2 separate regions of the Homo sapiens genome follow, and region 2 is linked to region 1. The links are chromatin contacts, found by Hi-C or POLR2A ChIA-PET in ENCODE. All regions are on one chromosome and are shown on one strand. Each heading gives the region's core, a stretch centred on a gene start or an enhancer-like site at or near the end of the contact. The rest is flanking DNA. Distances are from core to core; before and after follow the strand shown. Region 1 has its middle 25 kb from the start of ETS2. Region 2 holds the start of ETS2-AS1 (ETS2 antisense RNA 1).

Region 1 (5,110 bases), core at 1,996-4,495:
CTAGCATTAGGTATATCTCCCAATGCTATTCCTCCCCCCTCCCCCCACCCCACAACAGTCCCCGGAGTGTGATGTTCCCCTTCCTGTGTCCATGTGTTCTCATTGGTTCAATTCCCACCTGTGAGTGAGAATATGCGGTGTTTGGTTTTTTGTTCTTGTGATAGTTTACTGAGAATGATGATTTCCAATTTCATCCATGTCCCTACAAAGGACATGAACTCATCATTTTTTATGGCTGCATAGTATTCCATGGTGTATATGTGCCACATTTTCTTAATCCAGTCTATCATTGTTGGACATTTGGGTTGGTTCCAAGTCTTTGCTATTGTGAATAATGCCGCAATAAACATACATGTGCATGTGTCTTTATAGCAGCATGATTTAGAGTCCTTTGGGTATATACCCAGTAATGGGATGGCTGGGTCAAATGGTATTTCTAGTTCTAGATCCCTGAGGAATCGCCACACTGACTTCCACAATGGTTGAACTAGTTTACAGTCCCACCAACAGTGTAAAAGTGTTCCTATTTCTCCACATCCTCTCCAGCACCTGTTGTTTCCTGACTTTTTAATGATGGCCATTCTAACTGGTGTGAGATGGTATCTCATTGTGGTTTTGATTTGCATTTCTCTGATGGCCAGTGATGGTGAGCATTTTTTCATGTGTTTTTTGGCTGCATAAATGTCTTCTTTTGAGAAGTGTCTGTTCATGTCCTTCGCCCACTTTTTGATGGGGTTGTTTGTTTTTTTCTTGTAAATTTGTTTGAGTTCATTGTAGATTCTGGATATTAGCCCTTTGTCAGATGAGTAGGTTGCGAAAATTTTCTCCCATTCTGTAGGTTGCCTGTTCACTCTGATGGTAGTTTCTTTTGCTGTGCAGAAGCTCTTTAGTTTAATTAGATCCCATTTGTCAATTTTGTCTTCTGTTGCCATTGCTTTTGGTGTTTTAGACATGAAGTCCTTGCCCATGCCTATGTCCTGAATGGTAATGCCTAGGTTTTCTTCTAGGGTTTTTATGGTTTTAGGTCTAACGTTTAAGTCTAATCCATCTTGAATTGATTTTTGTATAAGGTGTAAGGAAGGGATCCAGTTTCAGCTTTCTACATATGGCTAGCCAGTTTTCCCAGCACTATTTATTAAATAGGGAATCCTTTCCCCATTGCTTGTTTTTCTCAGGTTTGTCAAAGATCAGGTAGCCGTAAAAAAGAGAATTTTAGACCAATATCCTTGATGAACATTGATGCAAAAATCCTCAGTAAAATACTGGCAAACCAAATCCAGCAGCACATCAAAAACCTTATCCACCATGATCAAGTGGGCTTCATCCCTGGGATGCAAGGCTGGTTCAATATACGCAAATCAATAAATGTAATCCAGCATATAAACAGAGCCAAAGACAAAAACCACATGATTATCTCAATAGATGCAGAAAAGGCCTTTGACAAAATTCAACAACCCTTCATGCTAAAAACTCTCAATAAATTAGGTATCGATGGAACATATTTCAAAATAATAAGAGCTATCTATGACAAACCCACAGCTAATATCATACTGAATGGGCAAAAACTGGAAGCATTCCCTTTGAAAACTGGCACAAGACAGGGATGCCCTCTCTCACCACTCCTATTCAACATAGTGTTGGAAGTTCTGGCCAGGGCAATTAGGCAGGAGAAGGAAATAAAGGGTATTCAATTAGGAAAAGAGGAAGTCAAATTGTCCCTGTTTGCAGATGACATGACTGTATATCCAGAAAACCCCATTGTCTCAGCCCAAAATCTCCTTAAGCTGAGAAGCAACTTCAGCAAAGTCTCAGGATACAAAATCAATGTGCAAAAATCACAAGCATTCCTATACACCAACAACAGACAAACAGAGAGCCAAATCATGAGTGAACTCCCATTCACAATTGCTTCAAAGAGAATAAAATACCTAGGAATCCAACTTATAAGGGATGTGAAGGACCTCTTCAAGGAGAACTACAAACCGCTGCTCAAGGAAATAAAAGAGGATACAAACAAATGGAAGAACATTCCATGCTCATGGGTAGGAAGAATCAATATCGTGAAAATGGCCATACTGCCCAAGGTAATTTACAGATTCAATGCCATCCCCATCAAGCTACCAATGCCTTTCTTCACAGAATTGGAAAAAACTACTTTAAAGTTCATATGGAACCAAAAAAGAGCCCGCATCACCAAGTCAATCCTAAGCCAAAAGAACAAAGCTGGAGGCATCACACTACCTGACTTCAAACTACACTACAAGGCTACAGTAACCAAAACAGCATGATACTGGTACCAAAACAGAGATATAGATCAATGGAACAGAACAGAGCCCTCAGAAATAACACCCTACCAGCTTTCTTTCCTGATAGGGCTCCAGAACTCCACATGGTGGACACTTGTCACTGGGAATGATTCAGGCTTTAATGGGGCTGCTGGGCGGGAGCACAGGGCTTGAGGGCCAGAGGAAGTGGAGCAGGAACTGTGGCAAGAGGTAGAGGGAGCAAGCTGCCCCATCACCTCTCCTGAAATATCAAGCAAGTTAACAGGAGGATTTGTTGTGATTTGGAGATGGACCTTGGATTATCACTGTCACTGGGTCTGTCAGGCACTATTTGTGACCTTGGGTATGCAATTTAATCACTCTCTGCCTCAGTTTCCCCTCCATAAAGCCAGGTCATTTGTGGCTGTTGGGGGGATTGATCTATTGGGGGTATAAGATTGTGTAAAGTCAGTAACCTGGGATGGGGGTGCTATTTGAACAGAGCACGCCAAGGAAGGTGTGTTTGAGCCAGGGGATCTGCAAAGAAAATATGGATCCCAGACAATCATGTCTCCATTTTCATCAGAAGAAATCCAGGGGCAGAGTTCAGTGATGAAACAAGTACTTAACTGAACCAAGACTCAAACCCTGGTCTTCTGTTTTCTGGTGTTGTCCTCTGGCCAAAATAACCCTGTCATGTTTGGTTGAAGTCATTATAAATGCTGCCCCAGATGCTACCTAGGGCTCCTTCAAGTTTCTAGTTCCTCCTTCCACAAACCAGAGGCCACAGCCCTTGATTTGAATTTTAAATTATCAGGAACCTCCTACCCAAAGAACACACAGCCCTCATTTACAGCAGCTGCTGGCAGCTAGCTGAGTTCGAACAGATGCAAGAATCTCATAATCTGGGCCAGATATTAATCTGTCTTTTCTGTAACAGCAAAACAGAAGGGTGAGTCTTGAAGCAGTGCAGGGGGAAACCCCTTATTGTGCAACTCTTTTGTAACTCCTGGGCGGAGTCTGGACATGTGACTTCTGCTTGAAATTTAACATTAGGGGAAAGACCATTTTTGGTCATAGCTGAGGTGATGACATCTTGGCAACTGGAATGGACATGACCTCTGTTCCATGTACTATGAGTAACTGCCCCCTCCCCATTTCTCAAAGTCATGTTCAGATGGCAAAACTGCCTGGGATTACCACATCTGACTCTTGCTAGCTGTTTCTGTGTCTATGGCTTCATACTGTCCAGACATAGACCTGGGGCTCAGCACACATGTATGTTTGAGTGGCATAAGGTCAGAAGCACAGATCCAGCAAAGACTGTGGCCCGGAGGAAGGTGGGTTGGTTGGAGGAAAGAAAGTGGAGGTGGGAGCAAACGAAGATAAGTAAACAAAAAAATGAGCTCTTAAGCAAAAAAGATTGCCTGTCTGCTGTAGCCTGTAAAGCTCTGATGAGAAACACTTTTATGATTTGCTGGTAAACTCCACCCAATTTGGTTCTGGAAGAGGTTATTTTTCATTGCAGTGTAAGCATGTAATTAGTTAATTGGGAAATATGGCGCCATTTTCAAAGCTCACTTTCATCTGTCATCTCACTTACACCTCCCTGTGACCCTGGGAGATTGGTTTTATTATGCCCATTTTACAGATGTGGAAACTGAAGCTCGGAGAGGTGAACCCCCTAAAAAGAAATTGGAGAGGCTTATCCTGACTCATCCGTGGTCCCTGATTCCTTGTGCCTGAGATGCAGACTGTGGCTTGGGAATAGGGGAGGGCTCAGAGGGCTGGAGCTCAGCTGAGTGGCCGGATGTTCCCTCACAGGGTACCCTCCTTTGGCTTCCTGTTGACCCTAGTAGTTGTCAATAGTGCTGCAGGTGCTCCACGCCTTCCCACCCTCTGGATGAAGCTCATCCTAAGGAATTAGCATCTCATTTCTAATTCTCAGGTCCTCAGGAATCAGACTTGTATTTTGGGTCAAATTTGCATACCTTGGGGCTTCTGTTTTCTCAAGCTATGTATGGACCCCAGAGCAAATCCCAACCATGGTTCAATATCAGCCTCTGGGAATCTGCAGATCACTGGAAGCCAGGCTGCCCACGCTTTCTGGAAGCCACTTCCTAGTGAAGGAGCCCTGGAGGAAAGAGGCAATGGTATAGGAGTCTCCCTAAAGTGAGAAGTGTGGAGCCCAGCACTTCAACTATGTCTGTGGGTGGAGCCAAAATAACCAGTTGCTCCTGATCGCTGCATGTCAGCAATTGTATCACAACAAGAGGCCACAGGGCATCACCCTACCCAACACTGTGATGGGGGCCGGGGTCACATGTGCTTAAGTGTCTCTGTAAATCAGCCCTTCAGTTGGGATTAAGACAGTTCAGGATCCCAAGAACACACATGCACACACACAACCCACTTGCACATACATGTGTGCAGTCACACTTCCAGAGACACACATAGACATACATATGTATACACACATGTGCGTGTGTGCACACAGGTATTCACATGCACACACACACGCACACTTATACACTAACACACATGTGCATATGTGCACGCATGCACACACACACACACACCCCACTCCTTTTGCTTGCTTCACCTTTTCTGTCTCTGCTCCTCCTGGTGGTCATCACCTCCCATGCCCTGTCTCCTGTATCAATGCCCCAGGACTACCTACTATAACAAAGTGTCACAAAGTGGGTGGTTTAAAGCAACAGAAATGTATCCTTTCACAGTTCTGGAGGCTAGAAATCCAAGATCATGGTGTCTATAAGGTTGGTTCCTTTTAAGTGCAGTGAGGAAAGAGCTGGCTCCAGCCCTCTCTCCCATTGGCTGGTAGATGA
Region 2 (5,160 bases), core at 1,889-4,388, 110 kb after region 1:
CGATCTGACAAATTTAAGCCCTGTGTAGCGCCACCTGAATCAAGATATAGAACAGATCATTTCCCCAAGAAAATTCCCCACTGCCCTTTTCTAGTGGGTCCAGTCCCTGTCCCGAGACAGCCACAGTCCTGATTCCCATCACCACCCATCAGTCCTACCTGTTCTTGAATATCATATAAATAAAACAGTACATTGCTCCTTTTCTCCTGTTCTCCTACCCGTGGTTTCAATATTCCACAGATTGCTATCATTTGCCTGTGGGCTAACTCTTGGGTTCCAGTTTTTGGCTACGATGCATCAACCTGCTGTAAACACTCTTGGGCAGGTCCTTCGGTGCACACGTTTTCATTTCTCTTGGGCAAACCCTTCCTAGGAGTGGAATTGCTGGGTCATGGGAGTGGTGTGTGTTTCATTTTACATGAAACTGCCATGCTGGTCTTCCTAAGTGCCTACCATTTGACGGGGCCCCCACAGTGAGGGGTCTCCCGTAGCTTCATGTCCTCCATAGCACTCACTGTTGGGCCCCTGCACCCTTAACCACTGTACACAATGAGGTCTAAGCTTTCACGGAGTTTGCTGCGAGGTTGAAGTGAGGCAACCTCCAAAAAGCAAAGCTCCAGGCACGCACCTGCTTCATGCACCGGAATATTCCTTTCTGTTCCTTTTACTAAATAAATGGAGTTCATTCCTCTGAAAAATAAGCAGCTTTGGACCATAGAGCCACCAAATGACATTTTTGTAAATCATATTTCTTTTGAAACCTTGCTGAAATATTTGAGCCACTACTTACGTTCTCTTACTACCCAATTATAATGCATGGTCTCCAGGACCCATTCTCCAAACTCTGCTTAGCACGCACGGACCTTTGTTTACATGAATCTCAACAGCTGTGTATGGCAACAGTGCTCCTTTCCACGGAACCAAAGGTGAGATGCAGGCCGCTCCTGAAAGACTGGAAAAAAACGGCTCCGAACACTTTCTCTCTCTCTCCTCCCTCTGTCTCTCTTTGTCTCTGTCTGTTTCTGTCCCTGTGTTTGTCTCCGTCTCTCTCTCTCCAATGTCAGGTTCACAGAAATAGATTACCACCCTCTTCCTACTGGAAGCACATGTAAGTATGTGCACATCCACAGGCATCTGCATACTCTCAGCCCAGCGAGGTCACCAACACCATGTGTCCTGAGCCTTAGCACCAATTCACACCCACTTACAGCTCCCTCTTCCTCTAGAGGCACCACTTGGGCTGAACCTGTGTTTGGCCTTTTTTTTTGAACACTGTAGTTTTATCCTGGGTAGGTATTCCTAAAAACACACTCTTTAGTTTTAGTTTTTTCATATTTTTATAAAAGGTTATCATGGTGCATGCCATTTTCTGGGATTCATGTTTTCAACTCTGTTAGGGCTCGCAGTGTCCAAGACCCCTCCAGTCCTTGGCCCACAGAGGAAACCGAGCCTCAGAGAAGGGCAAGCTCCTCCCCACAGCATAGCCATAACCCATCACATAGGTTGACAGCAACCAACATATTAGCATGGAATGATCATTTCTTAGAAGCTGTGGGAGGAACTTCCACCCCCCACATCGTTTCTCTGTCTCGTCTCAACCTCAGGTATCAAGGTTGTTTTGTTCCATATTTCACAGATGAGGAAGCAGGGACTCAAGGCCGGTGAATTTAACTCTGGTCATATGGCTGGCAGAGCAGGCCCTCAACTTGGGCTTGTCTGACCTGCTGCAGGAGCCCATGTCAGCCTGACTCTCCCACCTGGACACGAGTTCCCAAGGCACGTGTGGCATCAGAGGTCCTGCCAGTCAAAGCGTCGGATCTGTGCTTCCCCCCATCAGGCTGGTGCCACAGGAGGAAGGAAAGGGCAAACACCTCTTCCTGGGAGCAGGGGTCAGGTCAGCCTGAGGCGGCAGGAATTTTAGCAAATCCAAGTTTTCTCATGTCTGGACAGCACCTTGTAGCACCCACTCTGATGGTGCCAAGGCTCAGGCCGAAGCCAGTCCCATGAGTGTGGCCAGGGCTCTGCACCCATGGCAATCTCAGGCACGAAATATGCATAGCTGTGTGTGGTCAAGGTGGCCTGCCCTGGGATGTCAGGGCTCTGCACACATGCACACACACACAGACACACACACACACTCACTCACTTAACATGATGCATCTCTTTGAATCCTCACAACAACCTTTGCTATGAATTGGTGATTCCAAACCACCCCACTGTACAGATGAGTGCACTGAGGCTCTGTGGGCTAAAGTCTCCTATCTGAACAATCAGCTCATGACGGCAGAGCTGACATTCCTCTCCCATGAAGAAACCACAGGCTTCTCACACCAACCCCAAGACAGGAACATCAAGGACACACCTCAAGTCTACGCAGGTCCCAAGACTCTCTTCCAATCGCCATGCATTTCTGTCTATTTGTCAGGGAGCTGGTCTTTACTGTCTTCATCAAAGGTAAGGAGGTAAGGGTAAGAGGTTACTGTTGCATGTAAATACATCTGGAAGAGCCTTCCACCCACCTTATTGCAAAATAGAGACTGTGGGAGGGAACAGGCCTCTGCAGTCCCCCCCTGTTGCCTTTGCTCATGTGAGCAGAGGCTCCCCTCTCTCCACGTAGACACAGGTGTTCATCAGGGCTCAGGGATACTTCAAGGAGCACAGGCAGGCTCTTGTATCCTCTTCTGGGTGCTTGGTGCAGGGCACAGCCTGTGCAACTGTACATAGCAGCCCTGCGATGAAAGAGGAGACCAGCCTTGGGTGCTGTGGGCTGGAAGCAGCTTTTGCTCTGTCTGGTTTTGCCAAATCTGGTGCCAGGCTCAGAGCAGGGAGAGAGACACAGTCAGCCTACTTCCAGCACTGGCAGCACATCTGTCCAAAGAGAAACATGTCTTTTCCTAGCACAACCAGCAGCACCAGAAGCACCTCTCCTAATCTGTCAACCGTCTCTCTGTTTTTCTCCTCTCTCTCTCTGCCTCCTCCCTTCTTCCCCCTCCATCTATCTCTGTGACTTTGTCTCTCTCCATCCCTCTCCCCTCCTCTTTCTGTCTCTGTGACTTTGCCTCTCTCTCTCTATCACTCTCTCTGTGTCAGTGTCTCCCTCTGGGTCTCTGGGTCTCTGTCCCTCCCCAGTAGGTTCTATTTAGATTTGTTGTGACAAATTGATGTCATATTCACATAGATGGCATTTTAAAACCACAGAGGTCTTCAGAGCCAGAGCTTCATTCACACTGCAGGCCAGGGACACTGTTGCCATGGTAACATGACTCTCCACTTCCTGCCTTACCCGGGCTCCCGCATTCAGCATCACCTTCATCTCCCTCAGCAACACCACAGATGATTAAATAAAGCACTTTAATTAACTCGGATTTGGTGTGGGGTCTTCATCATCGCTGCTGGGAACAAGCGTTTGTAAACCCTCGGGGCTACATGTGCCCCTCTCCGAGGCAGTCTGTGAACCCACACTGGCCACTTCTCACAATTTGGGCTATAGGAAATTTATATCCAAGTAGCACTTGATGAGATTCTAAGGTAATAGCCACAAGCCACCTCCTTCACAAGGCGTGAGCTTCCTTCGTCTGCCGAGACACATTAACTTCATGTAAATTATAATGTCTTTGAGACGAAAATGTCTTAGTCTGTTCAGGCTGCTATCACAAAATACCATAGGTGACTTATGAACAACAGAAATGTATTTTCTGCAGTTCTAGAGGCTGGAAGTCTGAGATTAAGGCGCTGGCGGAGTCAGTTCTGGTGAGGGAGGCTTCCTCTCCGATGGCCTCTGCTCACCCTAACTTCACATGGGAAGGGGTGAGGGGTCTCTCTGGGGTCTCTTTCATGGGATCACTAATCCCGGTCATGAGGGTTCTCCCCTCACCACCTAGTCATCTCCGAAAGGCTCCACCTCCTAATATCATCACCCTGGGGGTGTGGATTTCAGCATATGAATTTTATGGGGACACAGATATTCAGATCATTGCAAAAATCAATGCATTATTAGGCATGGCCAGGGAGAATCGACTGTGGATCTTTTAGATAAAGGGGCTCTGGTGCTGGGGTGACAGACCTGCCTTCCTGGTTTTCACCCTAGAAGCAGGCAGGAAGGAGAAGGAATGAAGGGAAGGGGGAAGGAATGACGCAGGCAGGGGCCTCTAAACCTGGATCCAGGAACTTAAAGGGTAAAAATTACATTTTTATTTTCGCTAGCCTTTAACTGAAATGTATCATTTCCTTTCAATAGGTACCTAGGCAACAAGCACAGTGGCGTGTTAGCATCCTTGTGACTTTGACACCAGTAAAAATCACTGGATCATCTCATTCCATGTTATGCCTGTCCACCACTTATGCCCATCACTGCTTCAAAATTCCCAGGTTATTAGTACCACCTCCGAGGCTTGTTATAGATCTGGTTATGGTATATTAATAGCACATGTGTTGCTACCTCATTCATTGTTTTATAATGGTATCTTAATCTTAATGTAAGTGGTTTCCTTTATAACCTGTGTGTTTTATTTTGTGCATTCAAAAATCTGATTCTGAAAATTGGCCCACAGGTTTCACAGACTGCCAAAGAGGTCCGGGGGCATAAATGGCTCCAGAAAAAAAAAATCTAGTATTATTAATATGGTCCATTATTATTGGTGTTATTGCCATTCATAGGTGTTAGACATTGGCCCCTCAATAAAAAGGATATGTATCTATATCGATCAATCAATCAGATAGATATAAAATTCTGAAGATATTTATAGAAGATATACAGGTATCTATATCTACCTGTAGATATGGATAATTTGTTTGCCAAGAAAATTGAGGATTTCAACATTTATTTATCTCTATTTTTTTTTCCATTGAAGTCCTCAAAAGTGATGCCAATATGACATGTGGAAGTGAGAACTTGGGAAGCTGGCCTGGGATTTCTAGTGGGAAAAAGTATATTTTAAAAATTAAGGGCCGGGTGCGGTGGCTCATGCCTGTAATCCCAGCACTTTGGGAGGCTGGGGGACAGATCACCTGAGGTTGGGAGTTCGAGACCAGCCTGGCCAACATGGAGAAACCCTGTCTCTACTAAAAATACAAAATTAGCTGGGCACAGTGGTGCATGCCTGTAATCCCAGCTACTCATGAGGCTGAGGCAGGAAAATCGCTTGAACCCGGGAGGCGGAG

The links. A loop is a pair of places that touch in the nucleus more often than their neighbours do. ChIA-PET counts read pairs that join two places held with the same protein, here RNA polymerase II (POLR2A). Pooled maps may share reads with other maps.
Region 2: a loop to region 1 is called in a map of dorsolateral prefrontal cortex, with 4 times the contacts of the local background. The contact joins the promoter of ETS2-AS1 here to the enhancer-like site in region 1. A Hi-C loop is called at or near these places in 4 of 168 maps with a recorded cell type or tissue (IMR-90, aorta, dorsolateral prefrontal cortex and 1 more) and 5 of 50 pooled maps. POLR2A ChIA-PET finds 5 or more read pairs at or near these places in 2 of 52 experiments (MCF 10A and activated CD4-positive, alpha-beta T cell).

What each region holds. Positions count from the first base shown.
Region 1 is chr21:38,828,431-38,833,540 of GRCh38, forward strand. No RefSeq gene overlaps it. Among named protein-coding and RNA genes, the nearest start is that of ETS2, 25 kb to the left of the region's middle. RefSeq lists enhancers at 2,911-4,110, 3,100-3,289. Within about 2 kb of position 3,246, at least 15 of the 41 ENCODE cell types and tissues checked have a DNase peak (open chromatin) inside an H3K27ac peak, as active enhancers do.
Region 2 is chr21:38,935,291-38,940,450 of GRCh38, forward strand. It overlaps ETS2-AS1 (ETS2 antisense RNA 1), which reads right to left and starts at 3,139. Exons shown (of 4, transcript NR_120405.1): 1 at 2,520-3,139.